2 separate regions of the Homo sapiens genome follow, and region 1 is linked to region 2. Evidence: chromatin loops called from intact Hi-C (ENCODE). Cell type or tissue: PC-3. All regions are shown on one strand. Links, peaks and the distances in the headings refer to the core of each region. The heading gives the core; the rest is flanking DNA.

The links. A loop is a pair of places that touch in the nucleus more often than their neighbours do. Peaks named below come from ENCODE experiments on the same cell type or tissue, not always from the same donor. Only the 100,000 strongest peaks of a DNase experiment are listed, where the experiment ranks them.
Region 1: a loop joins it to region 2, with 2.6 times the contacts of the local background. A loop is called at or near these places in 2 of 110 quality-filtered maps.

What each region holds. Positions count from the first base shown.
Region 1 is chr2:73,935,141-73,944,531 of GRCh38, forward strand. It overlaps DGUOK (deoxyguanosine kinase), which reads left to right. Exons shown (of 7, transcript NM_080916.3): 2 at 3,770-3,882. Among named protein-coding and RNA genes, the nearest start is that of DGUOK, 13 kb to the left of the region's middle. RefSeq lists an enhancer at 2,198-2,697. In PC-3, for the core only: CTCF peaks have their summits at 4,487 and 4,701; a DNase peak (open chromatin) is centred at 4,041; H3K27ac peaks cover 1,411 bases.
Region 2 is chr2:73,847,960-73,855,959 of GRCh38, forward strand. It overlaps STAMBP (STAM binding protein), which reads left to right. Exons shown (of 10, transcript NM_213622.4): 6 at 1,404-1,528; 7 at 2,417-2,554. All of the region lies in intron 1 of LOC112268419 (a long non-coding RNA gene), which reads right to left. Among named protein-coding and RNA genes, the nearest start is that of STAMBP, 23 kb to the left of the region's middle. In PC-3, for the core only: a CTCF peak has its summit at 3,473; a DNase peak (open chromatin) is centred at 4,292; H3K27ac peaks cover 688 bases.

The DNA.
Region 1 (9,391 bases), core at 556-8,555, 88 kb after region 2:
TGAGGTGAGAAGATCACCTGAGCCCAGGAGGCAGAGGTTGCTGTGAGCCAAGATCACACCACTGCACTCCAGCCTGGGTGACAGAGAGAGACCCCCATCTCAAAAGGAAAGATAGCAGCTAAGCTGGGATCTAACTAAATTGCAGTAAGTCTGAGATAGTGATATCATAAGAGATTGGCTGAAGAAGTATGGCTTTCTGTAGACAGGGGTGTTCTGGTCACTAGGAGGAGGCTTCTGAAGCAATGGAGAGCAAAACACCACCACTCTTAGGAACCCCCTGTGAACATCTTGAAACATTTGTCAAAACAAACAAACAAACAACACCCCAGCAAGAAGGGAAAAAAAAAATCTATGATGATCAGGTATCACAGCACTGAGAAAGTTATACTGTGTCTGGCTTTAATAAAACCATGTAACTTTGAATTATTTTTTAAAGTAATTATTCCACATCTGTGGGTGGTACCTGGCACAGCTCAGTTCCAGTGGAATTAGTTTAAGAAATACTGCCCTGTAGTGAATTACCCAGGCTCTCCAAGGCTGAGAAACATGGATGGCACAGCTCTCAGGACATTTCACCACCATTTACTGTCATTGTATGCTGAAGCTGCCTTGTGATTACTAAACTAGCTTTCCAGAAGCCTTGGAATGGGGCATGGGTTACAGAGTACCCTGAGTATTAGGTGTTATTGTTCCAGTCATTGGAACTGTATATTTCCTGTTACATCTAATTTGTTGGCATTCTAGAATTAATGTGTTTAAATTGCATGAGTCAATTTCTTGGAGTCCTGACTGCTCTTAGATGAACTAATAGTGTCTGACCTCAGAGCCCTTCCTTTCCATCTGCAACAGTTTTTTAAGGTAATTGTTTTTAACTTTTAAAAAATATAAGTAATTCTAACAATTGTTCAATCCCAGCCATCTAACAAATCAGCTACGTTTATCTTTTCATTTAATTAAAATAGCTTTTTAGCTATTAAATAGCAGGGACCATATTTTAGACTTGTTAAACAACCTACAATCTAAATATTGACCATCTGGGCCAAATATTTTAAGCGAGGGCTTACTCAGGGCAGACAGGTATCTGATAATATACACATTCAACCACTTCGCACCTGACCAGTGTGGTAGGAATTCAGAGCTAGAGAAGTCCTGAAGAAGTGGCACCTTAGGCTTGCTGGGGGAAAGGATTTAGACACAGGCCTGGAAGAGCAGGGGAGGGCATTTATTCATTGGAGTGTGGGAAGAGCAGGGATCGAACAGATGTGAAGAAGCACACACAAGTTAGGTGGAGGTGGGGACTGAGAGATGAGCGTGACTGTACAAATCCACAGATTCATGCTGTTTGTTCTTATCCTGCCTATTCAGAGAGGAGTTGGGGTGGCATGTAGTAAATGTCATCTATTAAATGTGTGGGTTCTTATGCTGAGACATCAGCACCCCAATCAGTAACCATAAGTGGAAGGATGCCCCCCTTCTTTCCCTTGAGAAAGATTACTTCTGATAGAGGAGATTGAGGTCCAGATACAGTCTTAAGATTTATTTTTTATTTTTCACAAATGTAGGTTTCAGAGGGAACTGAAATTAGTAATATATTGTGTATTTTATTCATTCAGCTAGGTCATTAGGTTGTAATTTGTTTTCTACCCTGGAGGAGCCCCATCCTGTAGCTGGAGAAACACAATGACAATTGCAGTGATGGAGTCTCACCCAGAATACCAACCATGCAGAAAGGAGGACTAGCTAATCCAGCTTAGAGGTGTCAGGATCTGGAAAGGCTTCACACAGGAGGTTCATCTAAACAGAACCTTGAGGATTGAGTAAGAGTTGGTCAGGTGAGGAGAGGAGGCGCTTCAGGAAATGGGAAAGCATATGCAAAGTCATATTTGCAAGAGAACATGGCATGATTGGAGTTTGGTCCTGCAGGAGGGTAGGCTACCTAAAGGAAAGCCAAGGCCAGAGAGGCATACACAGGGATCAGATCTTCTTGTGTCTTGCAGACCATGTTAAAGAGTTTGGAGTTTGTCATGAAGCTTGTTCAGGTCTTAGCTCAGATGTCACTAACTTCCCATTGCACTTAGAATAGAATTCAGACCTCTTACCATGGCCACAAGGCCCTATGTGATCTGGCCCCGGACTGCCCATGTGGCCACACCCATCTTGAGCCACTCCTCCATTGCTTGCCCTTGCTATAGCCAGTTAGCCGATAGAGAGCTGTCAAAAGATTGTAAGCAGTGTTATTTCATATTCAGTCTGGCCACAGTATGGAGCATGGATTGAAGAGAGCAAGGCCAGCATCAGAAAGGCAAGAGATGATAAGAGGCTGGTCTTGAGCATGGAGGTGGGAATGGAGAGAAAAGGACAAATATGAAAAATGTAGAAGCAAATGCAGAAGGATTTGGTGGCCACTGAGGTTTGGCAGAGGAGGGACTTCTGTCAGTGAGTGGATGGTGTGTTCATACCCTGAGGTCTGGGATACAGGAGGAAGCTCAATTTGGTGGGAAAGATGATTAGTTCATTTAGGAAATATGTTGACTTTGAGGTGTTTGTGGAATGTCCCAAGTGGAGATGTCTGGAGAGTTCTTGAATAGTCTCTGGAGCTCATGGAGGTATGGGCCAAACATTGGTATAAATGGGAAAAGATAACTTGAATGTTGTGGTACTAGGTTGATTTCATCTCCAAAATATTTCTCGAAACAACCACTACTTTTCACTCCTCTGCCATCACCTCGGGGCAAGCTGCTATATCTTTTAACTAGTCTGCCTGCTTCTGCTTCAGCCCATTCTTACACAGCTAGTGGAGTGATCTTCTAAAAATGAGAAGGAGTCTTATAATTTTCCTACTTAAAACCAATCTTCACTAACTTCCCATTGCCCTTAGAATAGAATTCAGTCTTCTTACCATAACTACAAAGCCCTGTATGACCTGGCCCTGGACTCCCTGTCTGGCCACACCCATGTTGAGCCACTTCTCCATCACTTGCTCATGCTGTAGCCATACTGTATGGCTTCTTCTAGGGCCTCAAACTTCTGTATTGTTGTGTGTCAAGTTCTTTCTCTCTTTCAGGTCTTTGCATATGCTACTCCCTTTGCATGAATTGTCATCTTTTAGGTCTTACCTCAGATGTCATTTTTTCAAGGGAGTCTCCTCTGACCTCCTGGGCTATATTAGTGCCATCCTGCATTTTTTCCTAGCACCTAACACAATATGTTAGTAGTTAATTGTGCGTTTGTATCACCCATACAAGCTCTGTGACGACAAAATCCATTCTGTGTTTTGTTTACCATTGTACCCACAGTTCCTGACAGTCCTGAGCTCATAGTCAGCACTCCATGAATATTTTTTAGATTTGTTGAATGAATGAGATTATAATCATTTTTATTTTTTGTCTTGAAAAACTTAGAAATTTTACACTGTCACAGTACAAATAGAATGGTGACTCAAGTGATAGAACTTATGGAGCTGATTTCATCTACTTTTACATTTTCAACTGTTATTAAATGCTCTGCCTCTGGAAGGTTGAGACATGGAAATTGCAAATTAAATCTTAAAAGGAATTTTTCCTCCCTATTGGCTGTATTCATTATGGTGGTTCTGGTTAGCATGAATTGATCTGTTATCAGTCTGACAATGGTACGGCTGCTGAGTTTGAAATTCAGAAAACTAATACTTGTTCCCTTGAGTTTGGGCGTTTGTGGCAGAGTTTAGTAGCAGCCTTCTCCTTCAGCCCTGATTTGGGAAGCATCCCAATACATGCTATTTGCATTGCAGCTGTGGGAAAGTCCACGTTTGTGAAGTTACTCACGAAAACTTACCCAGAATGGCACGTAGCTACAGAACCTGTAGCAACATGGCAGAATATCCAGGCTGCTGGCACCCAAAAAGTAAGTTTTTAGTTGTGGTGGGTAGTTGGCAGGCATGGGTGAATAATCTAATTGTCATAATTTAATTTACTCTCAGTGAGTAAAGTAGCCCAGTTTGAGTATCCTTTTTAAAATAGCTTCATTCCAGAAAGCAGACCACATACACCAGAGAGGATATGACTTGTTTGAATATGTGCAGTTTTGATTTTTGTGGTTTTTATATGTCTATCTAAGTGACTGCCTCTGTTGTTTGTGGTTTCCCAAAGCATGTCCAACCATCATGGATGGCTTTGAAGATGAATTTTGTCATTCCTACACTTAAGTATTTATATTATTACTTAAGCTAACCACTAGGATTAATAGCTAATTATAGTGATTTTAACTTTTTAAATAAAGTCTTAGAAATTAGAAGGGATATTAGAGAGGTTCCAGTCACACTTTGAGTCAATGGGAGAGGTTACAGCTAACATTTATGAGCATGTACTATGTGCCAGGCACTGTACTATGCCAAGCACAGTACATTTCACTTACACCTCATGGCTTAGGCCCTGGTGTCAAGACTATGGCTTTGGCAGAGGCCATAGAGTTGGTTTCCAGCCACATCAGTCTGAGTAAGGAAAGACTTGTTTCGACATGACCCTTAGAGGGAGCAGAAGCACCATGCCTCCTCAGGCACCATGAACTGCTCCTGCCGCCACCTGGGATATTCACTGAGTGGCACATTCTGGTTCTTAACTCTAATTACTAAACAGTTCTGCCTTTTAATGAGCCATGTTGCACCCCTGTGACTCTGACTCATTGGTTCAAGTTCTACCTCTTAAGTCTTTTAACTTTTCGCCGTAACAACCCTATATATAGTTGAAGGTAATGATTTTCCTGTTCTTTCTCCCCCTCAAGTCTCTCTCCTTTTTTTTTTTTTTTTGACAGTCTCATTCTGTCACCCAGGCTGGGGTGCAATGGTGTGATCTCGGCCCACTGTAACCTCCAACTCCTGGGTTCAAGTGATTCTCATGCCTCAGCCTCCTGAGTAGCTGGGACTATGGGTGCATGCCACCATGCTGGGATACTTTTTGTATCTTTAGTAGAGACAGGGTTTCGCCATGTTGGCCAGGCTGGTCTCAAACTCCTGGGCTCAAGTGATCCACCCACCTTGGCCTCCAAAGTGCTGGGATTATAGGCATGAGCCACCATGCCTGGTCAAGTCTTCTCTCTTTCAAGCCAAACACCTCCAGTTTTCCTCCAGGCTATTCTTTACTCTGAAGTAACTTTACCTAAGTGATGAGTCCTAGTTTGTTCACTTTCCACTTTGAATTTACTAAGAGTGCTACTTGGAGGTGAACAGGACATTCTGGATGTAGTCTAAGTGGGACAGAGTATCATGGAACTTGTTCTGGGTGCCATTTTTTTTTATTCCAACCCAGAATTGTGTTACCTTTTGTGGCTGGCATATCATGCCTATTGAGGATTTTTGCTGCTTAAGTTGTCTCTTTATATGTCTGTATGTGTGCCTGTGTGTGTATTTGTGAAATTAACTTTCCTATGCAGGAATAAATTACATATCTTTTTCTGAGTATGCCACAGGTCACCTGTGTGTATTTCAAAATACAGTCATGGGCTGCATAATGATGTTTCTGTCAATGATAGACCTTGTATACAATGGTGGCCCCATAAGATTATAACAACATATTTTTACTGTACCTTTTCTATGTTTAGATACACAAATACTTACCATTGTGTTACAGTTGCCTACAGTATTCAATACAGTAGCATGCGATACAGCTTTGTAGCCTAGGAGCAATAGGGTGTGTCATATAGCATAGGTGTGTAGCAGGCTATCCCATCTAGGTTTGTGTGAGTACATTTTCTGATGGTCACACAGTGACAAAATTGTCTAACGACACATTTCTCAGAACATATTCCTGTTGTTAAGTGGTACATGATTGCATGTCCACAATTGTTTGATATTCCTCCCTTCTAGAAGTAGAGCGTAATTCTTGCCTTGAATGCAGCTGGACTTTGTGATTTGTTTCTAGTAAATAGAAAGTAGCAAAAATAAGAAATACCTTTCTAGGGTAGGTCATAAGAGACACTGTAGCTTCCATCTTGTTCTGGGGGAAGCCAGCTGCCATGTCAGGAAGCAGCCTTTTCAAGGGGGCCACACGGAAGGAACTGAGGCCTCCTGTGAACAGGTACGTGAGTCTTTTTGGAATTGGATCTTTCAGCCACAGTCCAGCCTTCATACAACTGTAGCCTCAGCCAACATCTTGACTGAAACTTCATGAGAAACCCTGAGGCCCAGCCACCCAGCTAAGCTCCTTCCCAAATTCCTTCCCCATAGAAACTGAGATAATGAATGTTTTTGTTTAAGCCACTGAATTCTGGCATAATTTGTTAGGCAGCAATAGATAACTAATCATCCTGTAATCCCATTATTCAGAAGTAAAATGGACATTTTTCTACAGAGAAAATGTATAGATTTACATATACTTACATAAATGTATAAAATATATATACATTTGCTTTTTGAAACAAAAATTTTGATTGCCACCTGTATGTCACTTAATAGACAAGATCTCCCTTTCACAGTGATATCATTTTAATGGTTGTAGTGTACTGCATAATATGAATATTATCATTTAGTTATCCAGTCCTCTATTTTGAATGTTTAGTTTTCTAATTTCTTCCTATTATAAGCAGTGTTGCAATGATGAATATCATTGTAGCTATACTGCTTGTTTTTTAATATAAAGCCATGTTTTGTGTATCTTTTTGTTCTTTAGTGAATTGCCTGTCCAAACCCCTTGCCTTGTTTTTTTCTATTGAGATCTTCATCTTTGTGTAATGGCTTCATAAAAACTCATTGTATGTTAAGTATATTAACTCTGTCATATATTTGTTTGTCATTTTCTTTTTTTTTTTTTTTTTGAAACGGGGTCTCGCCTTGTCGCCCAGGCTGGAGTCCAGTGGTGTGATCTTGGCTCAGTGCAACCTCTGCCTTCCGAGTTCAAGCAGTTCTCCCTGCCTCAGCCTCCTGAGTAGCTGGGATTACAGGTGCCTGCCACCACACCCAGCTAATTATTGAATATTTAGTAGAGATGGGGTTTCACCATGTTGGCCAGGCTGGTCTGGAACTCCTGACCTCAGGTAATCCACCTGAATTGGCCTCCCAAAGTGCTGAGATTACAGGCGTGAGCCACTGCGCCCGACCATGTCATTTTTCTTTTATCTTGGTATATAATATATTTTTACAATATAATACATTTCAGTTTTTATGTAGTCTAACCTGTCCTTCTTTTTCCTCATAGTTAGCACCTTTGATGTTAAAATTGTAGCCCAGGAGTATAAAAATAATCTATTTCTTTTTGTTGCTTTTATGGTTTTATGTTTTATGTGGCTTTACAAGTTATAAGACTTTAGTTTTTTCACAAATGGTTATCTACTTAGCCAGTAGTATTCTTGTTTATTCCTGAGCAGAATATATATTTTGTTTTTATTGTGACTGAGATCTTTTTTCCACATCATCTTCTGAAACTGGTTATTGCTGTTTTAATGGAAAACAGTTGATTGTTATATTTATCTTATATGATTTAATTTCTCATTATTTTTTTATTTGCTTGAAGTTTTGGAAAATAATAGTTGTCTCTAAATAGTAATCATTTGAAAGAGTTTTCTAATATCTGTGCCACATTTCTATTTTCTTGTTTTCTTTCATTGGGTAGAACTTCCAGAGCAATATAAACTAATAGCAGTGAGGGTAGTTTCCTTATCTTGTTCTGTCATTAATGAAACTGCCTCTAATATATCAGTGTTAAGTTTAATGTTTATTATTCATTTCAGTAGACCGTGTGGTACACGTACCCTTTTGTTACTAGAATAGTAACTGTTTTTATCATGATCAAATGTTGAATTTCCATCAAAAACCACTTTAGCATCTAGTGAGATAAACAAGGGGTTTTTCTTTTTAATCTCTTAGTATTAGTCATAGATTTAATAATGGTACCATCCTCACATTTCTAGAATGAACTTTTTTTTGGTCATGATGTACTATTCCATTAATTTGGTAATGTGTTGTTTGGAATTTTGCATGTATATTTATTTATACAGTTGGTTGGTATTATTATTTGTGTGTATGGTGATTTTTGTTTGTTTTGACTTTTGGGTTCTTTTTAGGCAGGGTCTTCCTCTGTCACCCAGGCTGGAGTGTAGTGGCATGATCATAGCTCACTGCAGCCTTGAAGTCCTGGACTCAGGTATCTTCCCACCTCAGTCTCTTGGTGAGTTGGGACTATAGGTGCATACCACTGTCCCCATCTACTTAAAAATTTTTTTTTTTTTTTTTTTGTAGAGATAGGGTCTCACTTTGCTGCCCAGGCTGGTCTCGAACTCCTGGGCTCAAGCGACCCTTCCACCTCGGACTCCCAAGGTGTTGGGACCACAGATGTGAGCTGTGATGCCTGGCCCATGTGTAGTTTGTGACAGGTTTTACCATCAATGTTATGAAAATAAATGGAGAAATTTTGCATCTTTTCTAGCATAGAAATGATCTATTCCTTGAAGGTATGATAGAAATCATCTTTAAGATTATATGGATTCAGTACTGTTTGAGGGGAATCATTATTGGACAACTGTTTTCTGCCTCAGTTATTCAGGTTTTTTTTTTTTTTTAAGATGGAGTTTTGCTCCTGTTGCCCAGGCCAGAGTGCAATGGCACGATCTCAGCTCATTGTAACCTCCGCCTCCCAGGTTCAAGCGATTCTCCTGCCTCAGCCTCCCAAGTAGTTGGGATTACAGGCATACCACCATGCCCGGCTAATTTTGTATTTTTAGTAGAGACAGGCTTTCACCATGTTGGCCAGACTGGTCTCGAATTCCTAACCTCAGGCGATTCACCCACTTTGGCCTCCCAAAGTGCCGGGATTACAGGCATGAGCCACCATGTCCAGCCCCTAGGGAGAATTTCTTAAGCTGATACTCTTTTCTTTTTCTTTAAAGAGTCTCACTCTGTCACCCAGGCTGGAATGCAGTGGCCCTATTATAGCTCACTGCAGCATTGCTTCTCAGCCTTTTGGCTAAGATCAAGTGTATAGCTCACTGTAGCACTGAACTCCTGGGTTCAAGCAAATCCTCCCACCTCAGCCACCAGAGTAGCTGGGACTACAGGCATGCACCACTATGCCCAGGTAACTTTTAAATTTTTTTGTGGAGACAGAGTCTCACTATGTTGCCCAAGTTAGTCTTGAACTCTTGGCCTCAAGCAATCCTCCTGCCTTGGCCTCCCAAAGTGCTTGGGTTATAGGTGTGAGCCCCCATACCTAGCCCTTAAACTGATACTCTGTAAGGATCTTCTAATTCACTAATTAGGTTTACTGCATTATACAGTCTGCTAGCTACCATCTTCATTATCTTCATTGGGTGTTTTACTTGGGCAATTGCATTTTTCACCTCTAAGAAAGTTATTTTCTTATTGTTCCTTTTTTATGATAGCTTATTCTTGTTTTATCAGCAAGGCCGTATCTTTTGTTTTCTCCTG
Region 2 (8,000 bases), core at 1-8,000:
CTGAAGAGCTAATATTATTCTTGAAAGTCAGACTGTCAACTTTTTAGTGAAAGGAAAAGAATGTGCCAAACCGAATTCATAATCCTCAGATAACATCATCAGACTGCTGTGTGACTCTGTGTCCCCTGCTCTGACTTTGTTACCTCTCTAGCAATTCAGATCTTGCTGTTGAATACGCAAAAGCAGAACATCTTTCCCCTCCCACTTTTTTTTTTTAAATATGAAAATATAGCTGTGAGAGACACTTCCTAACTTTAGCTTGCTGGCTGTCTCACAGAGTTTCTCCATGGTGTTCAGAAACTGGGTCCATTCTTGGCATTTTTTATGAGCTGCTTTGTTCATGCCTTTTTTGGGGGACTACACTGTATTTTTTATTTTGTTGTGGTTTGGCATTTAACTTCTTCCAGAAGAGTAAGTTCAGAAGTAAATAACTGCCCAGATTGTTTTCCATTCTCAAGAATATACACCAGTGTATTTCTTTTAAAGTCATACTCTGATATTCTTATCTGAGATAAAAGAGATTTAAAATTAAAAGTTCAGATGAATGGGCAGTGTCTTAGTCCATTTTGTGCTGCTATAACAGAATACCTGAGGCTGGATAATTTATAATGAACATAAATTTATTTGGTTCATAGTTCTGGAGAGTGGAAAGTCCAAGACCCAGGGGCCTGGCAAAGGCCTTCTTGCTGCGTCATCCCACGACAGAAGGGTGGAAGGGCAAACAAAGATCCCTCATAGCCTCATCACCTCTTAAAGATCCTACCTCTCAATAATTTTGCATTAGGAATTAAGTTTCCAAAACATGAACTTTGGGAGACACAGTCAAACCACAGCAGGGAGGTTATTTTTTTAATTCTTTGTATTAGATTCTGACAGAAAATTCCCAAATGTTTCAAGAACTTGTGTCTTTTTCCCCCCTAAATTTTATTTTTTACTTTTATTTTTTAAGTTTTTGTGGGTACATAGTAGGTGTATGTATTTATGGGGTACATGAGATGTTTTGATACAGGCATGCAATATGAAATAAGCACATCATGGAGAATAGGGTATCCATCCCCTCAAGTATTTATCCTTTGAGTTACAAACAATCCAATTACATTCTTAAGGTTATTTTTAAGAAAACTTTTCTTAAGGTAGTAGTTTGCCCTTTTCTTAACTTGAATAATTAAAGCCTACTATTTTCTCTTCTTGAAGTAATGTGCTCCTTACAGCTGTGGCCCAAGATTGGAGAAGACACTTTACAGCCCTTTTTTTGGTGCCATTAGAATGAGATCCCTACTCACTGCCTGAAGTTGGGGGAATCCCAGTGGCTTAATGTTGCTCCTCCAGGGCTGCTGGCTGTGAGGTCTGCTTGAGGAGGCAGGGCTCAGTGGTCGCAGACTATTCTCCTTTCTCCTTTACAGTTCCCACAATCGATGGATTGCGCCATGTGGTGGTGCCTGGGCGGCTGTGCCCACAGTTTCTCCAGTTAGCCAGTGCCAACACTGCCCGGGGAGTGGAGACATGTGGAATTCTCTGTGGAAAACTGGTAAAAAGAAAAAAAAAACCAAACTCTTCTCTGAACCGAAACTGTTTCTTCCCCTCTTGGCATCCTGTGACTCTCAGAGAAAATATCCAGGGTCAGTTACTCTTTGTACCAAGGAACCGTGGACTGCATAATTTCATGTCACTTTGAATTTGGTGACCCTGTATTGATTGATTGAATTGAAGTGGTTATTTTAATGCTAGTAGTAAGAAATACCTAATTTTAAACTTGGTAGGAAGATCCAGTCATTATCTACATATCAATTTTTTTGGTACCTACTTTATGGTAGGACCTGGGAATATAAAATATGTAAAGCACATAGTATGTGTCCACGAAAAGTGCCCAGTCACTTTGGAGAGAAGGCAGACATGCACTAAAGTCTAACCAGCATGCTGAAAAATATGTACAGTATAAGTATTGGGAATTTTGAGGAAGGAAAGGTCACTGAATGGAGGCACTTAAAGAACCCATTACTGCTGAATGAATAAATAAATGAAGTAGAGTAAATGTAAGCCGAGGCTTACAGGATGAGAAGGGCTTAAGGAAACAGTGACAGGACAACAACTTTAGACCTGAGCAAGGGAAGAGAAATGGTACTCTACCCAGAGCTTCTCAGCAGAGCAGTTTGGCACAGCAGGAAATTCCCTCAGGGCTGTGGTGTTTGCCCAGGCTGCAGAGTTCTGGGGTTGGTCTCTGCATCTGTCGCTGTACAGAGTACCCCAGGCAATGTGCATCAGCAGCCAAGGTTGTGAACCACTGAGTGGCAGGACTCCTGCTGTGTGGGAAGGGCTTTCACTTGTATAGATGCTTACCTTTCCACTGTCGGGATGGAGTGGAGCAGGGTTGCATGAGCACCAGGGAATTGTGACCAGCTGTTTTCTCCTTTGGCAGATGAGGAATGAATTTACCATTACCCATGTTCTCATCCCCAAGCAAAGTGCTGGGTCTGATTACTGCAACACAGAGAACGAAGAAGAACTTTTCCTCATACAGGATCAGCAGGGCCTCATCACACTGGGCTGGATTCATGTAAGCAATTCTGAGCTGTCCGAGAGTTAGTCTCTGCCTCTCCCATGGTGGTATAAATACATGAGTGTTTCTTTGAACAAAGTCAATTATATCCAGATTATTTATTGTTTTTCTCTCTTTTGGATGCAGTCCTTAGCATACTTGACTATTGCACTTTGGTATTGTTTTCTGGGAACACTTAGGGCTTTTAAATTTTTTTAACTTTTTATTTATTTTTTAGTAAAAATAAACTGTTTTCCCTAAAGTTCCAGTTTCCCTCTGAGTGTAACTGGTGATGGGATGCTGGCCTAGAATATAAGTGGACATTGACCTTAGAGACTATGCCTACTGTGTACAGATGATGTTCCTTAAAGGTATATAATTCAAAATATTTTAAATGAGCCAAGGAGGTTAATTCAGATGCTTGCATTTGGTCTTTCTTAAAGCACCTTTATATAAACAAGAAGGGCTATAAATACACATGATTTTCAAGTGTCTGCATATCTTGTGCAGCCTTCTGGTAATGTTCAGGTAAAATATAATGCCTTCCCTAAAGATTATTTTTAAATTTTTCTTTCTATTCCTTTTCAACCCCTCACTCTCATAGCCCAAGCTGCATTTTATGCTGTATGACAGAGTTACAAATAAATTGGCTTATTCTTGGATTACACATACTTGTATGCCAGAATTTGGGAAAGACTGACCTGTGAGGCAGTCCCATGTGCCTTCTGTCCTTTCTTCTATTCAATTACATTCATGTTGATGATTTGCCTATTATTGTGTATCCCCATCCCACCCCCATTGTAGTAGATGGGGGAGAGAAAACTTGTTCCTTATCTGCCAGGGCATACAAATTTGAGTAAGGTATGATTTTAGCCTCATGAAGGAGATTAAATAAATAGACAATTAATAACTTCACCTGGGGCAGAACGTGCTAAAGGCCACAAGAGGTGCCAGCGAGGCACTGTGGAATTCAGAGGAAGGAGGGACCATGCCTGATAGGGTTTAGTAGAATGTTGGCAAGCTGGGCCAAGGGCAAGTTCCTTAAGGAGCAGACAGGTGGAGAAGAGGCGGACTCTGTCCCTGGAGCACTGGGGGGACCAGTTCACTGAGATTTATGGTTCATATCAGGAAACAGTGGTAGATTTTTTTTTTTTTTTTTTTGAGACAGAGTTTCACTCTTTTCACCCAGACTGGAGTGCAATGGCAAGATCTTGGCTCACTGCAACCTCCACCTCCCGGATTCAAGCGATTCTCCTACCTCAGCCTCCCAAGTAGCTGGGACTACAAGCGCCCGCCACCATGCCCAGCTAATTTTTGTATTTTTGGTAGAGATGGGATTTCACCATGTTGGCCAGACTGGTCTCGAACTACTGATCTCAGGTGATCCACCCGCCTCAGCCTCCCAAAGTGCTGGGATTACAGGCATGAGCCACCACGCCCGGCTAGATATGTTTTAATGTAGTACATTGGAGCCGAGTTCTGGAGGGTCTGGGGTGGACAGGCAGAATTGTTCCACTTTTTAGTAAGTGGAAAATTCCTAAAGGTTTTTGAGTAGAGCAATGATATGATTAAAGCCATACTTTAGAAAATTTAACATAAATACAGTTTTAAGGTAGGTTGTGGCAAGGAGATGATTTAAGAGGTTAGTGTGCTGATAAAGCCTAATAATGATAAGAGCTAGGGTGATGCTAGTGTGTTTGGGAAGGAGGAGATGAATGTAGGATTTCAGAGGATTTGGGAAATGAGTAATAGAGGATGATGACTCAGAGTCAATGGTGACTCAGAGATTTGGGGCCTTGCAGTGATCATCTCATAAGCAAAAGTAGGGGATCCAGGAGAAGGATTTGGTTTGAAAGTGGGGTTCAGTTCTGAGCATGTTAAATTTCAGGTATTGATGAGATATTAAATCACTGGAGGTAGTTATCAGCCAGTTGGCAATGTAGGGCTAGAACTTGGGAGCAAAGTCAAAGCAGGAGAGAGGGCTCTGGGAATCCACTATTTAGTGCTGATCTTGGAAGCCCTGGAAGTAGGAGAAGAGTCTAGAGCAAGAAAAGGTTCACTGGCAACTTGGGGGACAGGCTACCTAATGTAACATAGAATGTAGTTAGCAATGGAGCAAAGAGATGTATGAAAAAGGTGAGGGTAGTGGTAAGGCACAGAAGCCATAGGAGGAGGAAGGCTCTTTTGTTTTGTTTTGTTTTTGAGACGGAGTCTCACACTGTCGCCCAGGTTGGGGTGCAGTGGCGCAATCTTGGCTCTGCAACCTCCGCCTCCCAGGTTCAAGTGATTCTCCTGCCTCAGTGTCCTGAGTAGCTGTGATTACAGGTACCCGCCACTATGCCTGGCTAATTGTGTGTGTGTGTGTGTGTGTGTGTGTGTGTGTGTGTATTTTTAGTAGACTGGGTTTCACTATGTTGGCCAGGTGTGTGTGTGTGTGTGTGTGTGTGTGTGTGTGTGTGTATTTTTAGTAGAGACTGGGTTTCACTATGTTGGCCAGGCTGGTCTCGAAATCCTGACCTTGTGATCCTCGTGATTATAGGCATGAGCCACCGCACCCGGCCAAGGAAGGCTTTAAGAAAAAATTTCCAGATGTTAACCATGTCACATCCTATGGAGAGCTCCAGAATGGTGAAGACTCGGATCGGCCTGGATTTGATGAAATTATTGAGGATCTCGATTTAGTGTGTTTTAGGCATTAATGGGAGTAGACTGTAAGAGTTTAAGAACTCATAGGGATTAAGTTTGTGGAGACAATGAAGTATACACTACCATTTTGAGCAACTTAGCTCTAGAGGAAAGGAGAAACATGGAATGGTGGTTTAAGGAGAAGTTGGGTTGAGAGAATGTTTGGTTGATTGTTCAAAGTGAAAGGCTTGAACATGTTTTGTTTTGATGAAATATAACACATGTAATAAGAAAGCACACAGAAACTAAATATATACTTTAGGCCGGGTGCGGTGGCTCAAGCCTGTAATCCCAGCAGTTTGGGAGACCAAGGCGGGCAGATCACGAGGTCAGGAGTGCGAGACCAGCCTGGCCAACATAGTGAAACCCTGTCTCTACTAAAAACACAAAAATTAGCTGGACATGGTGGCGCATGCCTGTAGTCCCAGCTACTCGAGAGGCTGAGGCAGGAGAATTGCTTGAACCCCAGAGGCGGAGGTTGTGGTGAGCCAAGATTACGCCACTGCACTCCAGCCTGGGCAACAGAGCGAGACTTGGTCTTGGGAAAAAAAGAAACTAAATGTACACTTTAACAAATCATTAAGCAAATATCTATGTACATACACTACCTAGGTCAGGAAACAGAACACTGTCAGGAGCATGCATGCCCTAAGGGAGGGAAGTCCTCCCTTCCTTGCTTCGTTTATAATTTCACCACTTCAATGTGTATCTCTAAACACTATAGTTTACTTTTGCCTGGCTTTTACCTTTTTGTAAATGGAGTTATACCATATGTATATTTGTGTCTTGCTTCTTTTGCTCAACATTTTGAAGGTTTATCCACATTCTTGTGTGTAGTTTTCTGAACATGTTCTTATGCCCAATGAGCCAACAATGGAGATGTAAAAGGGCAGGAGAGACAAGGTAATGTGGTGATAAGGAAGGATCGAATGAGAAGTACATAGAGGGATTCATCTTCACAGGGGGAAAAACATCCATTCCTCCAAGACAAGATTGAATGAACGGAAATGAAGATCCAGAGAGATTTTTGAAATGATGTCTGGAGGAGTTGAGGAAACACGTTTTAGACAATCTTGACCTCAATAAGGTTGGAGTCTAGGTCTGCTGTTGAGCAAGAGGGAGACCAAGGAGGAATTAGAAACTGGAGGAGATGGGGGAAAGTTTAGAATCATTACTGTACAGACTTCAGGTAGAACTTAGCTACAAATGAATAAAAGAGTTTTAAGTATCAGTGAGGGTCCAGTTGGGAACAGATTTGAAGCCTAAATTGATAGTAGTTCAGCTTTTTTATTTTTATTTTTTGAGATGAGGTCTCACTACATTGTTTATGTTGGAATACAGTGGCTATTCACAGGCACAATCATACTGCACTACAGCCTTGAGCTCCTGGGCCCAAGTGATCCTCCTGCCTCAGCCTCCTGAGTAGCTAAGACTACAAGCACACACCACTGTGCCCAGCTAGTTCAGCTTTTTTTCCTCCATATTTCTGCACCATTCCTTCCTAATTCGGGATTAAAAACAAACAGGCTGAGTATGGTGGCTCACACCTGTAATCCCAGAACTTTGGGAGGCCAAGGTGGGAGGATCACTTGAGGCCAGGAGTTCAAGACCAGCCTGGGCAACATAGCAAGACCTCATCTCTATAAATTAAAAAAAAAATTATGCATTTGTGGTGGCACACGCCTGTGGTCCCAGCTACTTGGGAGGCTGAGGCAGGAAGATCGCTTGAGACTGGGAGGTCAAAGCTGCAGTGAGCCGTGATCACACCACTGCACTCCAGCCTGGGCACCTGGGCAACAGAGCGAAAACCCTATCTCAAAAACAAACGAAAAGCAGACCGAAAGATTTATTCAGATCTTAAAATTGGCCAGAGGAAAATGCAAAAGATCAGTTCTTCCTTCTTAACCTTGTCAACTATGAATCAGCTGCCCAGGTCAAAAGTATGGTTATGGATTGATCACCAACTGTTGTCAAACCTCCAGCCCAGAACTCAAGGCACTCCTCATCATGTTTCAGCGCTATCTGAGCCATTTCCCTTTAGGGAAAATTTCCCTCTTAGGTACCCAGGCTGCCTTCAGCATTCACCCTCCTTGCTCATTTCTGCTCCTTCGGTATATTGTTTTCTCTTTGTCAAAGTGCCTTCCTCTATCCCCAGCAGCATGGGCACAGTGAACATAATGAACTATTCATTCAAGAAACTTGACTGTGAAAGGAAGGAGGGAGAGAAGGTACAGTAGTTAGAGAGGAGCAGGGGATCATGGCAAAGTTTTTTGATTCTGTTTAAGAGTTGTTTACTGAGTCCCTGCTTATGTCTCTTTATTATCTTTCTGGCTACCCACGTTTGCTCCCAGTTAGAATCCTGGACTCTAACCATGGGATGGAAGGTGGTGTTGGCACAGGCCACTGCTCTTTAGCAGCCTAAAGGATTATATTCTCATCAGGTAGAAACTTTGTGGTCACTGAAGTCCTTACATGCCCCATGAAGACTTGTGTGTGGATTTGCTGCCTGCACTGAGCTAACACGTTCCTGTCCTGAAGGCTTCTTCCACAGTGAGCTCATCACAGCACCCTGTGGAATGGTGCTTCTCAGATGAGGCTGCACATAAGAATCACTTAGTGAGCTTTCAAGAAAAATGTTCCTTCATGATGGTTCTTTCTAGGAGTGGGGTGCAGGAGTCTGGGCTTTTGTCAAGCTCCTCAGGAGATTTGTTTTTTTGGACAGCAGGTTTGAAAACGCTAGTCAATTGCATGTCTTTATTGTCTGTGCTTTTCTGTCAGT